Regions from separate parts of the Homo sapiens genome. Here region 2 is linked to region 1. Evidence: chromatin loops called from intact Hi-C (ENCODE). Cell type or tissue: tibial artery. All regions are shown on one strand.

What was found. Peaks named below come from ENCODE experiments on the same cell type or tissue, not always from the same donor. Only the 100,000 strongest peaks of a DNase experiment are listed, where the experiment ranks them.
Region 2: a loop joins it to region 1, with 5 times the contacts of the local background. A loop is called at or near these places in 9 of 110 quality-filtered maps.

The regions. Positions count from the first base shown.
Region 1 is chr4:46,839,690-46,847,689 of GRCh38, reverse strand. It overlaps COX7B2 (cytochrome c oxidase subunit 7B2), which reads left to right. Exons shown (of 3, transcript NM_130902.3): 2 at 2,676-2,730. Among named protein-coding and RNA genes, the nearest start is that of COX7B2, 66 kb to the left of the region's middle. In tibial artery, a CTCF peak has its summit at 3,187 (motif pointing left); no DNase peak of the experiment used is centred here.
Region 2 is chr4:47,000,566-47,008,565 of GRCh38, reverse strand. It overlaps a transcript of GABRB1 not described here. Among named protein-coding and RNA genes, the nearest start is that of GABRA4, 11 kb to the right of the region's middle. In tibial artery, no CTCF peak of the experiment used is centred here; a DNase peak (open chromatin) is centred at 4,394.

The DNA.
Region 1 (8,000 bases):
TTCTTAGCTCCCTTGCCTGCAAATGCTGGAGTAACCCAGGAATTACATTACTTTTCCATTGGTGCATAACAAATTACTACAAATTGTAGTGCTTTAAAATAACAGACTTTTTTTTAATCTCATAGTTTCTGTGTGTCAGAAGTCTGCTCACAGCTTACCTGGGTCTTCTGCAAGGCTGCAGTCAGAGTATCATTTGGGCCTGGGATATCATCCGAATGCTTGACTTCAGAAGGATTTCTTTCTAAATTTACTCAAGTTTTCTGCAGAGCTTATTTTCTTCGAGCTATAGGAGGGAGGGCCTTATGTTTTGTTGGCTGGAGGCTGAAGGCCTTGCAAGCTGGCAGCTGGAGGCTGCCCTAAGTTTCTAGAGGCTTCCCTCAGTTCCTTGCCAGATTGTTTCCCCCACATGATGCTTGCTTCACATACATCTCACCGTCACATATTCTATTGGTTAGAAACAAGTTACAGATCCTGCCTACATTCTGGGAGATGGGAATCATACAGGGATGTGAACACGAGAAGGTGAGGATAATGGAGCACCTGAGTCTGTCCACTTGAGGGCTAGTTCTCTGTCCTCTCCCCTCTATCTGCACTCATTTCTTCTTACATCTCAACGGCTATATCTATGGTGTTAAATTTGATCGTCCTCAAACTTCACACCAGTATAGCCAACTGCATAGTTTATATATAGTTCCTCTTGGATAGATCTAGTGGACATCTCAAATTTCATATATCTAAACCCAGAATAATTATTTCCCACCAATCACCTGTTTTTTCCCACACTCTTCTAGCCTCACTAAATGCCAGCTCAGTTACTCAGATAAAAACCTTTGTATCATCCTTGACTCTACATTCTTCATACCCACATCTAGCTTATCAGAAAATCCTGTCCCGTCTATTTTCAAAATATATTCAGTCTCTGACCATTTCTCTCCACTTTGTAAAAATGCTTCCTGTTTTATTCCCAGTAAAAGCTACACCATCTGGCTTTTTTGTTACTTCTCTAGCCTCTTCTACTACTGTTCCCTTTTTCATTCCATTCCAGAATAGTGGCTAACTTGCTGTTTTCTGAGCAGCTCAGGTACCCTCTCACTTTAGAGCCGTTCAACTCACTGTTCCCTTTTACTGGAACACTCTTCCCCCAGAAGACTGCATGTCTGACTCCCTCACCTCCCTCATGGCCTTTGATATGTGAAACATTACAGATGAGTCCTACCCTATTCACCTTTTTGCTGTTGCAATCTATTTTTTTTCCTTCCTGTGTTCCAAGTGTCCTTTATACTGCTCTCCCTTCTCCTTTTTTTCCTGTACTTATAATCTTACAACATTCTATATAGGTTATTCATTATATTTATTGTTTATGGTCCCTGTTTCCTACTAGAATGTGAGTTTCATGAGGACACAGATCGCTGTCTCTTCTGTTCATTGCTTTATCTGAAGCCGTTAAATGTTCTTGGTATATAAATAGATGCTCATTAAGTATTTGTTGAATGAATGAACAAATAACGCAGTTAGTCTTGTTCTCACCTTGGTATCTGCAGCATCTTCAATTAATCCTGGATTCATAAGCACTTACAAAACTATTTTACCTTCAAAACGTTTGAAACTTGCCATTTCTTGTTTAGCATCTTCAGTTGGCACTAGGGTCTGATTTAAAATTTAGGTTACTTGGTAGCCCTCTGGTTACCATTCCAGCCCTAATGGGGGTAAAGTCTATCTCCATTTCCTAGCAACTGGCTCAGAACCTACTTCTAGTCAGATTGACCACAAAGAACCTCAACACCACTGCCTCTGACTTTGCTGTTGATGGATACTCATGCAGTTTAACCATATGCCAGATTATTTTACATCAAATGTTGCCTCTCACCAAACATGTACATGTACCTTGGTGAATATCTCAGTTCTTGTTTCACTCCAGGCATTAAGAAGGAGGTAAAACAGGCAGTGGTAGTCACCTGACTCCTCTCCCAGCATACCCCTCCAGGGTTTTTTCTTCTGTGGACTGTTTTTCTTTTATCCTATGCTCTTTTTTTCTGTGTCCCTACATCCTTGAGAACTATTAATATCTGCTTTTTGGGTGGGACTTTCTGTTATGCACATATACTCTAAAGTAGTAAATAAATGTATCATTTTCTCTAGATTTTTTAACTTTAAATCCTCACTATTGTTATAGAATGAAAAATATATTCCTTTCAACCACATTTGAGGCATTAGTCTGCTGGTTAATTTGATTTAGGGCTCAAACATTAGAGAAGTCCATTTCTGTTTCCTTGAACTTGCATGAAGGAAGTTGCTGAGAAGTCTCCAAGCATATTAGGCAAACCTTGGCCAGAACCTTCCATTTGAGGTTGGGTACAGGTGAGTGGTGACTCATGAAGGTAGCTGGTATAAAAAAGAGAGTTATCTCAACCACATGGGTTGAGAAAAGTTTAAAGACTCATTCTCTACCACTATTGGAAAACAGGTAGCTAGGCCCTTGTCATGTGCTTTACGATGCTTCCTTTTCAACTTTGTTTCTTAAAAATTATTTTAATCAGATATCATTTGTATGACAATATTTACTGTTAATGAAGTAGTATATGGTGATTTTCTCTGAGTAACATAGCCTGTACTTACCTCTGGCTTTTTCATTGTCTTTGAAATCTGACACTAATTTTCTAATTGCATTTTTTTAGGAAGCAGAATCTGAAACTTTCTGAGGAGAGCATTTGAGCTTCAGATTTCTAACAGGTAACGAGAAAATATGGAAAAGACCCACACTACCTACATTACACTTTCACAAAGTAAAAGTTAAAGTTCTGGTAGGAAATTTTGTAAAAAATAAAATTCACACTGAATTCATTTTTAAAAAATTGTATGTACTTTTAAGCACGATGTTTATTACTGAGAATCAGCCCAACTACACAAAGAGACAGATGTCAGTTTAAGTAGACAAATGTTTCAAAAATAAAATATTTTTTATCAGCAGTAAATGTTTTACTTGATAGACTAACTTGATAGTCTTAACTACACGAACAGTTGGATACAAAAGAAAATGTGTGTATTGCCAGCAAACATTTTCAAAAGATAAGCACTTGTGCCAAGTACTACATGCTTAGAAAATCTTTCATTTGGACAGCTGAGACCACCACGTGTCTTAAAATATGCCATCCATCATTTCAGTGTTAAGAGCGCCCCCTGGTGTGGTTGTATATTTATATGCTTCCGTGACTTTTAGACGTTTTAAAAATTTCATTTTGCTATTAGATGGTGATGGGCCTTTTTTGCCGGGTTGACTTGGTCAGTATGGTGTGTAACCATCTAGACATTTGTATTTAATATTTTTCTTGTCCTTATCCATGACCGTGTCTGGAGTCAGTGGTCAGCTTGAAAGCCGAATTTGGGAATATTTAATTCCTAAACTTCCTCAGTCAAGCTAATGGCCAATAATATGACATTTATTAAGTATGAAATTATATATTGCGATAAAATTTTACAGGATAATCAAGTTATTTGGTGGTAATAACTTTGTTAAGTGGCAAATTGCTGTGAACAATTTCTTTTTGGTAAGTTCATGGACATTATAATAATTTAACATGAGAATTCAGACAATATATTTTGCTTTTAAAATATCTATTGTGTAGAAACTAAATAACCCAAATGTTGATATTTCCTTACAAGCCAGAAACTCCTCTCTGGTGATATAACTTGCAAATATAAGCAAAATAATTCACCCATGTGTCATAAATAGGACTCTTATTTATTACCTGCCACCAGGGAATAACCCCATAGAATTGCAGCCAAAATTGGCAGCAAAGTACCTGTTTTGTAACTTTTTTTCTTGTATTTTATTTTTAATCCTTTAGGAATATAAACCACTCTTGCAAAGTGAAAGTACACATAATATTCTAAATCACATTTCTGTATATTTGATAATTGCAATTATTTTCCCTAATTGTCTCTTCTTCAGACTATATTATCTTCATTTAACCATTTCTCATATAAATTGTTTGAAATTTAATAATTTGCAGAACTACAATTGTGAACTGTTTGCAGTAGACTGCTTTTGCTTTTATTTTTTTCTCTATGTTCCTCTCTCCTTTGATTCTGAAACCATAAGCTCAGTACAATATTTACATTAATTCCTGGCTGGCTTGTTGAAAGAATGTTTTTAAAAACATAGATTAAAAAAATCAGAGCAATGAATCTGCCTTAGTAGACCTGTGTTTGAATCCCAGCTTTCATATTTACTTGTAAAAATCATGACTGTGGACAAGTTGATGACTCTCTCGGAGTCTCAGTCTTTTCTGTAAAAGAGGAATGCAAATCACTACTTCAGAGGATGTCCTTAATACATTCTTTACATTAATATGTGCTTAAAACTTATTATATGCCAGATATGGGTACCTTATGACACCCCTTATTTTTCACAAGTGTGTGAATGTGGTATTATTATTTCTCTATTATTGATGAGGCTTAGTGATGCTAAGAAGCCTCATAAATGGACAAGCCAAGATTCTAATTCAGGTCTTTCTGACTTAAAGTGAGCTCATCATCAGTGGCCATCAGAGAAATGCAAATCAAAACCATAATGAGATACTATCTCACACCAGTTAGAATGGTGATCATTAAAAAGTCAGGAAACAACAGGTGCTGGAGAGGATGTGGAGAAATAGGAACACTTTTACACTGTTGGTGGGACTGTAAGCTAGTTCAACCATTGTGGAAATCAGTGTGGCGATTCCTCAGGGATCTAGAACTGGAAATACCATTTGACCCAGCCATCCCATTACTGGGTATATACCCAAAGGATTATAAATCATGCTGCTGTAAAGACACATGCACACGTATGTTTATAGCAGCACTATTCACAATAGCAAAGACTTCGAACCAACCTAAATGTCCAACAATGATAGACTGGATTAAGAAAATGTGGCACATATACACCATGGAATACTATGCAGCCATAAAAAATGATGAGTTCGTGTCCTTTGTAGGGACATGGATGAAACTGGAAACCATCATTCTCAGCAAACTATCGCAAGGACAAAAAACCAAACACCGCATGTTCTCACTCATAGGTGGGAATTGAATAATGAGAACACATGGACACAGGAAGGGGAACATCACACACCGGGGACTGTTGTGGGGTGGGGGGAGTGGGGAGGGATAGCATTAGGAGATATACCTAATGTTAAATGATGAGTTAATGGGTGCAGCACATCAGCATGGCACATGTATACATATGTAACAAACCTGCAAGTTGTGCACATGTACCCTAAAACTTAAAGTATAATAATAATAAAATAAAAAAAGTGAGCTCACAACCACTGTGCTATGCATTTAATTTAATCATGCTTATTCATGTCTACTGATTTGTTAATTCATTTGTCATTACTGTCAAATAATCCCCCACTGCACATAGAGGAAAGCAACCTTCAGGGAAAGCATAGAGGAATCATTTTGTATGGATGCTCTTGTCTGAAAGCCAGAATTGCTTTGGGCATTTATTCTTCTATGAAGTTTTGTCAAACCAGGTGGTGCATTAAGACATTGCTTGTTATTACCATGATTGAGCTGATAATAGCAGTGACAACAAATAGGGGTATTAGGTTAGTGAACTTGAAGGCTTCTTTATGAATAATATAAAATCGGGGTAAAGGAATGTTAATTTTAGAAACTGTTGCATCCTTCTAATCCACCATTTATTTTGTGTTTTTTGTTTCCTGGACCTGGGAGCATAGTATAAGTTTGATGTGCATTGCCATTCAATTTAAGTGTCTAATTACTTGCATTGGCTTTGTGAAGCTTGTATCATTTTCTTTATGGGTTAAGAATTATTTTTTGATTTTTATATACCAGATTTCCTGTAATTGCTACAGAGGCCAATGTAATAAGTTTCTCATTTCATTAGTAAGTAGTTTTGAAGGCTACTAAGTAGCTCATCACAGAAATGCAGCGTGAACAGGCCTGTTGTTTGCTTAATAAAATCTAGTGCTGCATATTATTTCCTTGGTCCTTGAGATTTGCTCTAAGAATTAGGCTGTTCAGTCACAATTCAGAGCACATTGTTAGGCTCCTCAATGGCTGAGTGACTGTTTTCTTGTTTAGGTTGTGTCATGACCTGCTTGGGTCAGATGTATAGGCATTATTATGAGTATGTATTCATATTATTATGTCTTACTAAGATAGCACATTATCCCAAACACGAATTAACCTTATGAAAATCAGTTTAACCTTTAACAGAACCAATGAATGAGTGAAGAAATGGGAGTTTTCTTAGTATTTTACCCTCATTTCTGCCCTACAGTGGCATCTCCTGCCAGCCCATCTTAAACACACACACACACACACACACACACACACACACACACAGAGCACATTTGGTAAGTGGGCTCTTTGACTTGTTTACTGTCTGTGGAACCTCTGATATTGTTTTAGTTTAGGCCCTGATACTTTGAACAATTGGAATAGTTTCCTAACTGGATTCCACCTCTCCATTTTTACTCCTCTCTAATCAATTAAGAGCAGGCTAATTTTTCTGAGGCATAGAACTAATATCAGGTTAAAATAATTCAGTGTCTCATTGCTCAAAACCATCTTCTGGTTCTTGCTTACCTCTCTTCTAGTTTTCTCACTGCCTGCCATTGTCCTCACTCCTTGAATGTTGTGCTTTGCTCTGCTGACAAAATTACAGATCCTAGAATGCTTTTTGCTTTCTTTGCCTCCCTTTGTCTTTATGCACCAACTCCGTATGTCAGTGACAGCCTTCTGTACTTCTTCATTTAATGAGTCCTTTTATTTTTGTTTCAAAACCCAGCTCTACTTTTATTTTTTACTGTAATCCTTCCCAGACTAACTTCCCACTGCACAAGCATACACCCAGCCTGAATTAGGTATCTCTTCAGTGGGCCACTAAAGGCCTTATGTCCACTTCTGTTACTGCAAAGTTCTATTTACAGTGGACAACTTGAAGCAGGTATTATTGTATCACAGTACGAGGTACATTGAAAGTGTTCAGGAAAAGCATTATTTATGAAGCTCATGAAGAGGCTGAATGAAAAATATAAAGACGTTGTATTAGAAGTCCCATGAAGCCCATGCCTTCAGTCAGGTTTTAAAGCTGATAGATCAAATGCCTACTATCAGCCATTAGTGGGCAGGATGGGGAAGCAGCTGTTAGTTGACTTCATGTATGCTCTTTCTTCTATTTACATTGACTCTCTCTCAGCACTCATGTACTCCTCAGTGCACCCAACTATCCCTCATGACAGAGAGTTCTTGTGGCTTATTTAATATAATATCCTCTCTTTCCTACCTGCTGAATCCTATTATTGTTGCAGACAAAAACAAATACAGAAGTCCCCTGTTTTCTAATTCTCCTTGTTGGTATGAAAGATAATCTGCCATAATTCTATCCAGTGACATATAAACAAAAATCCGATGGAATTTCTGGGAAAGTCCTGCCTTATTGATACAGATTTTTGCCTCATCTTCCTTCAGGCCCCTTCCTCCTTTCTCATTCCTGGAAGGTAGACATGATGACTGGAACTAGAGAGTCACCTTGCAACCTTGAGGGAAAGGCCAGAAATTACTGAGACTTTAGCCCTGACATCCTTAAACTTCTAAATCAATACCAGCAATTGCCTTCCTTTGGATTTTTCACTACTAAGAGAACGTCCTCAGGTTGTGTTGAAGCCTTTGTTATCTGGGTTTACTGTTGCATCAATTGTCTCAGTTCCCTAATGGATACTCATTAGTATTACAGTTAAAATAAATGCATTAAAAGTTAATGGTATAAGTTTCTCACCTCCCCACCTATATTTTGTATTTTTTAATTCAACAACCATATATTAAGACCCACCATTACCATGTACTACCTTAGACACTAAGATATAAGTATTGACACACCATTATTATGCAAATGGCTTTCAGTCTTATGAAGGCACAGAAACATAAAATTAATTGCAATAAGCAATACAGTGTACTATAGAATATATAATATGATAGGCACAACAGTA
Region 2 (8,000 bases), 160 kb before region 1:
ACTTGAACCTGGAAAGCAGAGGTTGCAGTGAGCCAAGATCACACCACTACACTCCAGCTGGGGCAAAAGAGTGAGACTCCATCTCAAGAAAAAAAAAAAAAGTAAAATATTTTATTTTTTCCTGAAATGATAGTCCATATTAGAAGTTTTACAGTTGGCATTCCTTATATTCTAACACAAACTTTCTACTCTCTTCTATTATTTCTTTGTAGAATCTCATCTAGCCCACGTCTTATTTACCATTTATCATTTCAAATGTATATTTTAGGTACAGAGCACTGTTCTAAGTGACTATAGGGCACTTTTGGTTGTCCCACAATGATCATCTCTAGTTTTCTGCCCTCCAACTTCCTGTATTCTGTATTTAATGAATGACAACACTCAAGCATGTAACCAAGACAAAAATCTGGGAGTCATTTCTTGCTAACAAATACCAACAATGTCCATCTTGCCACCTAAATATTTCTCTAATCTTTCCTCTTATTTCTATCTCCACTGCCACTATTCCAGTTCAAGCAACCACACTCACCAATAATGCGTAAGGGCAAATTGTCGTGCCTGTCTCTATACTTCTCTTCACTCCAAAACATTATTTACCTAATCTCACAATCATTCCTCCCTGGCATCTCAGCTGTAACCAGAATGACTATTTAAAAATACAAACTTGATTTTATATATATATATATATATATATATATACCAGTTCCAAGGTATACGTCCTTTAATGGTACTTAATGCTGTTAGAATACAAATGTCCTAAGTAAGGCTTACATCTCCTTGGTATCTGTCTCCCCTATCCGGCCTCTTGCCCCAGCTTTTCTTCATTCTCTGGAAAGATTCTCTGGTTATCTATTGCTATTGACTTCAAGATTAATTTCACAATGGTCAGAGAACATTCTTGGTACAATTTCTATTCGTTGACATTCTTCATTCTTTATTTGGCATGCTTTAAAACCCAGCATGTGGTCAACTTGAGATAAGGTTACATGTCATTTGAAAAGAATATATATACTCTGCAGTTATTAGGTGCAGCATTCTCTCTATGTCAGTGAAGTCCAGTTTGTTAACAGTGCTGTTAAAATCATTTATGCCTTTATTACATTTTTCACCTGTTTGTTCCTTTAGTTACTGAGAAGCGTATGTTAAAACATCCCACTATAATTAGAGATCTTAGTTTTGTCAATGTGTTCTTTAGTTTTTTAAGCTATTAATTGAGGTTCAGATAAATTGAGAATTATTAGATCATTCTGACAGGTTTACCTCTTTATCACTTTGAAATATCTCTCTTTAATAATACATTTTACAGATAAAGCATCCTTTGCTGGATATTAATATAATGACAAATGATGTGTACTTCACCTTAAAATTTTCTGTCTTTACATTTAAAGTTTATGTACTTTCTTTTCTTTTTCTTTTTTTTTTTATCCAAACAGGGTCTCGCTCTGTCACTCAGACTGGAGTGCAGTGGCACGATCATGGCTCCCTACAGCCTCGGCCTCCTAGGCTCAAGCAATCCTCGGACCCCAGCCTCCTAAGTAGGTGGGACAACAAGTACATGCTACCATGCCTGGCTAATTTTTTGTAGGCTTTGCCATGTTGCCCAGGCTGGTCTCAAACTCCTGAGCTCTAGCGATCCACCTGCCTCAGCCTCCCAAAGTGCTGGAATCCCAGGCTTGAGCCACCATCCCCAGCCTAAAGTTTATCTCTTTTAAGTAAACTTGAGATTGGTTTTGTTATTCAGTGTGGCAATCTTTATCTTTAATTGCAGCATTTACTTTTATATATAATGCAATTATTTAAATATTTGTCTATTTGTCTCACTTAATCTCACTTGTTCCTGTTAGAGTTCACATATAGCAAAACTTTGTGTTACAAGAAAAGCCAAATATGTTGAAAATAACATGTTAGTTACAGAACCTTATGCTAAACCTAGATATAATGATTTTTTATTCTTGGACTCTATAATTCCCCACTTGATAAACAGTATTTTTATAGCTACACATCTTATCAAAATTCAAGTCACTATAATAAAATGCAAGTGAAGCAATTTGATTTTGGAATAATTTTGTATTCATGTTATAAGACATATTATAGATGCAATAGATGTACCTGACCTATAAAAGAAAATAGTTCCATCTTATGATCATTATAGGAAAGTTTTGAAAACATTTTTAATTTTTTGGTACTGCAAATTCTGTGGGAATATGCACTCTGTATTATATGTATTATATATGTATAGTATTATTTTATTACAATAAATATCTTTCCCAAGAGCCCAACTGTTTCAGCATAACATAATGAAGGGTCTGTCTGTGAAAGATTGGTAGACTTATGAAATTTTTGAAAGATGAACCCAATCTAAAATCAAAATCTGTGGTCATAATTCAATATATCAGGGACAGAGAAAAACACATTTTTCGTTATAATTCTGTCGGAAATGATCTAATGGAAGGGATTCCATTGTCAAAGAATGTCAAAATGAGTCAGAAAAATAGTGTCTGATTTTTACCAAGCAAAATAAAACAAAAGAAATTATTGCTTCTTTATTAGAAGATGTGAAAAAAAAAAGAATAACAAAAGCCTCCTCAAATCAGATACTTCCAAGTTTTTAAGTAAATAAAAAAATAAGTACAGGAAGAAATGAAAGAAGGGAGGAAAGAAGACATTTGTATTCATAAGACAAAGATTAAAATCCTGAAAGTTTGGCTGCAAATAAGCCAGAGTAGAGGACAAATTAAATGAAGGCACAGTTTTGCTAAGCCCCATATGTTACAAGTTGACTCTTTCAGAGTTAGGTAAAGAAATTGGGTAGCCATTGCAGAAGCACTGGTTCCTAATTTTAGAGAAGTTGCAGAGGGAGACGTAAAGTTCTCTGTGATTGACAAAAGGACATTTTTAGTCCTTGGATCTTCAGGAGGCTTAAAAAAAGCTGACTATAAGTTAAGAGAGACTGCCGATGGTTTTTACCTTATGACTGAAATGTTTGCATTGCTTTACTACTTTCTCTTTTAGCATCAAATGGATCCTTATCAGATACTGTGCTCAAACCACAGGTTTGCTGCATTTTCAGCATACACTGACATTTAAAATCTCACTGGATGGTCACTTCCTCACCAAGAACAGTTTTTGTTTGTTTGTTTGTTTGTTTGAGACGGAGTCCCACTCTGTCGCCCATGCTGGAGTGCGATGGCTGGATCTCAGCTCACTGCAAGCTCCGCCTCTCGGGTTCACGCCATTCTCCTGCCTCAGCCTCCCGAGTAGCTGGGACTACAGGCGCCCGCCACCATGCCTGGCTAATTTTTTGTATTTTTAGTAGAGACGGGGTTTCACCGTGTTAGCCAGGATGGTCTCGATTTCCTGACCTCGTGATCCACCCGCCTCGGCCTCCCAAAGTGCTGGGATTATAGGCGTGAGCCACTGCGCCTGGCCCTACGGAGAACCATTTTTAAAAATCACTTCAGGAAAGTTTCTGCATCTGGGACATTAACCCTAGGAGTCACAAAGCCAGGTGTGTCTGGCCTCCCCCTAGGCCCACTCTTGGCTTTGGCTCTCTCTCCATCTAGGTGATTGCATCTGCCTGCTCCTTAGCCTCTCAGAATTCACTGTTTCTATATATGCCTTAGCAACAGTTACAAATCACTGCATGCCATTGACCTTCGAGGAAACACAAAACTATTGAAACTATAAGTATTAAACTTCAAATAGCAAACATATTGTTTTTCCTAGAAGTATAATTTTTAAAGGTGGAAAAACTAGATGATACGAAATCAAATACACATTGACAGAATAAAACCAATTCTGGATTATAAACTACGTATCTTAACAGATTCGAAGAGACTGTGTCATCTGTTTTTTGTTTGTTTGCTTGTCTGTTTGTTTTTTAAATCAAGTGTCTGGCCGCACCAATAGTTGGAATAGGCAGTCAAAAAGCAAGGTGTGTTTTGAGCATCTCAAACTCTTCCCATTCAACCCTAAAGTATATCCTTTAATAGTCAAAGACATTGGAAATTAAACCAGGGAACCTATTCTTTTTTTTTAAAGTATTAATATTATGCATTGCATGCCTGTATTAAAATATCTCATGTCTCCCATAAACAAATACACCTACCATGTACCCATAAAAACTAAAAATAAAAGGTATTAATAATGATGCTCTATTGCTCATCATGCCTATAATCTTGACATAAGTGTCTCGTCATTTTCTTAGAATCAATGCCTAGAATTGTAACCACTGGGAAAAATTAAAGAACTTTAAGAAAGTTTTAAATATATTATTGTAGGTCAGGCACGGTGGCTCACACCTGTAATCTCAGCACTTTGAAAGGCCGAGGCAGGCAGATCACAAGGTAAGGAGATCGAGACCAACCTGGCCAACATGGTGAAACCCCGTCTCTACTAAAACACAAAAAGTTAGACAGGCTTGGTGGGACGCGCCTGTAGTCCCAGCTACTCGGGAGGCTGAGGCAGGGGAACCGCTTGAACCCAGGAGGTGGCGGTTGCATGAGCCGAGATGGCACCACTGCACTCCAGCCTGGGGACAGAGCAATACTCCATCTAAAACAAAAACAAAACAAACAAAAAAAACAAAAGAACGTTTTAAATATATTATTGTAATGCCGCATAACATAATTAATGATTTCCTAACTTGCCTGTAAATATGTGTGGGCTGACATTGATCAATAGGATTGAATTCCTGAAAGGACATTGCATTTTAGGTTCAAAGCCCAATTTCCTAGACCTAAGGTTCCTCTTAAGGGAAGTCAGAGATTAAATCAGCAGAATAAACGCCTCACTGGAGGAAGAGTCAGAAGACTGGGATTCCAATCCTGATTCTGGTAGTTAGCAATTACAGAAACTTAGGAAAATCATGTCGTCTCTCTGAGCCTCATTCCCATACTTAAAAGAATGTAGCAGAACTAGATGATTTCTCTGGTTCTGTTTTAGCTCTGCAATTCTGTCATGGAAGTGGGAAACTTGAATGTCAATATGGACATTTACTTTCTCCAAAACCTAAATTTGTCCCTTGTCTCAGTGTCTGTCAAGTCTGAAATGTGAGAGGTTTCTTTTGGTTTAAAATATTGTTATTTATTTCCTAAATAACAATGAACTTCCTCCTGGATTCATTCCTTACATAAGCATATTAAATGCTTAGGACTTGGGTCTTACAAAAATAAATAAAACATCATCCCCATCCTCGAGAAACTCAGTCAGTCATGAAAAGAAACCATTAGGCAAACGGTCCACAGAATTACAACAGTCTGTAGAGACAGATAACAAAACCCTTACCTGGGAGGAGGTGGATTTCACAAGTGAGCTGCACTTAATCTAAATTTTAAAGATATGTAAGTGTTTTCCAGGTAGATAAAATAGAAAAGGGTACTTCTGAGGCAAGTGACATGTGAAGATACATGGAGGACTGAAAGCTTTAGTAGATTCAGACAATTTGCTACATAGAATTTATCACTAAAAGAACAAAGTTTTTTTTTATTATAAAGCAAATAGGAGTGATTTGGGAGTCTTATGCTATCCATAAATCAAACATTCAACTTTTGCTCACTCTAAACTGTTTCCAATAAATAACTTTTTGTGGTATACTTTTCTATGGCAAAGTCCCAAATCCTTCTCTGATATTTATCTTCATGCATTTTCAATATTAATCAATACCATTGAGGTTCTCCTTCTATTCTTATGACATTCACTCCCTTTAACTCTCTCTTAAAATTATGGTTAATGCCACTCCATGCAGTAGCCACCAGATGGTAATGAAGAGCAGTCTGGCTTCATAGTCTTTTGAGGACCAAATATTTCACCACTGTATCATGTTCAGGATTCACAGATTTGTTTGGAAAGTGAAAGTTTAATTCCAAACACTGTGTTGGTTTGATGGCAGGCTAGTATATATCTATGATACTTTAATCATTTAGTTTGCGTGTGTCTGATTTGTGTTATAGGTTCTGTATTGGGGACTTAAAGATACAGAAAAAAAAACACATACATTTCTGCTATTGTGCTTTACTTTAAAGGTGGTTCTTATTTAAACATTTGAAAGACTAAAATATTTGTGTCTAGAATGATTAGTGAAAATACCTGCATTCTTTAGGTTTAATTTGTGTTTTCTTCTGGTTATAAATATATTTAAAAGAGGAATTCCTTCATATCACCAGTAAAAAAAATGATTAAAATATCCAATGCAAATATATATAATAAAATTGCATAAAATACACAACACATTCTGCATCTTTGTTTCTTTGGCTTATTAACTTGCCAAATATGCTCACTCACTACTTTTTTACCCAAAGCTTGTAAAGTAAATGTTGATATTTTCGCAAAGGCTTAGGCCTATGTTTTTAAAAAGAGTTTTAAAATGTGTTTTACATTGTATGGTATATAATGTTTTCTTTCTAGTATTTTGTTGTCTCCAAAATCTCTATAGTGAGAATGCATTGTTTGACTGAAAAGTCAAAAGAACAAAATTCAAATATAATGATTAATTTAGAATCTAAGTAATAGTTCATGAAAGTTTAACATTTATAATGGTTCACATATCATGAGTTACTGTGTCGTAAAAAACTGCCTATCCTAAGACTAATAAAAACAATAAGTTGTTGTAAGATAAAGTTCAGAGTTCTGTAACAATTTCATATCACTTTTTGGAACAATTTAATGGCATTTGAAAGGTGAGAAAAATTTTAACATTGAATTGACACACAAAATTTTACTAGAACCCAAAACATTTAATAAACATTTAATTTTATATCCCCGTACAACTGTATTAGTTAGGATTTTCTAGAGAAATTGAACCGATAGAGTATAGATTATTCTATCTGTAGAAATTTTAAGGAATTGACTCACACAATTACAGGGGTTGGTAAACCCAAAATCTGCAGGGAAGTCTGGCAGACTGGAGACCCAGGGAATATCTAATGTTGCAGATCAAATCTGAAGTCCATCTGCTGGCAGAATTCCCTCTTCTGGGAGGTCAGTCTTTGCCTATTAAGGCCTTCAACAGATTGGATGAGGCTCGCCCAAATTATGGAGGGTAATCTGTTTTACTCAAAGTCTATTGATTAAAATCTTTATTTCATCCAAGAAATACATTCACAGAAATATTGAAAATAATATCTGGCCGGGCATGGTGGCTCACACCTGTAATTCCAGCACTTTGGGAGGCCAAGGCGGGAGAATCACGAGGTCAGGAGATTCAGACCATCCTGGCTAACACGGTGAAACCACATCTCTACTAAAAATACAAAAAATTAGCTGGGCGTGGTGGGGGGCGCCTGTAGTCCCAGCTACTCGGGAGGCTGAGGCAGGAGAATGGCGTGAACCCGGGAGGCGGAGCTTGCAGTGAGCCCAGATCGCGCCACTGTACTCCAGCCTGGGCGACAGAGCGAGACTCCATCTCAAAAAATAAAAAATAAACATAAAAAACTAAAATTAAATTAAAATAATATCTTACCAAACATCTGGGTACTGTGATCCAGGCAAATTAACACAAAGTTAACCATCACACCATTCTTATAAAATGCTATTCAATTTGTTCTATGAAATATTTCAGGCATATGAAAAATATATATAACAGCTAGTCTTCAAAGATGGCCATCAAATGAATCATATCTCTCAGTATTTACATCTTTGTTATCCCCTCTGCATGAATCTGGTTTGACCCTGTTACCTGCTCTGACCAATAGGATAATGCTCTGTGACTTTCAAGGTTTGGTCATAAGAAGTCTTCAGCTTCAGTCTAACTTGAAATGCTTACTTTGGGAAAACCAGCCGGCATATAAAAAGTCTTACTACCCCAAGATCATCATGTTATGTGGAAATCCAAGCTGGCTAAGTAAGTAAGATGGGGGAGGTGGGGGAAGAGAGATCTCCAGCCAATTCCCCCTGTCTATCTGAAGCACCAGTCATGTGAAGCAATAAGCTATCTTCAATGCCCAGCTCAGTCAAACCTTCAAATTATGCCAGCCCCAGCCACTATCTAACTGCAATGGGAT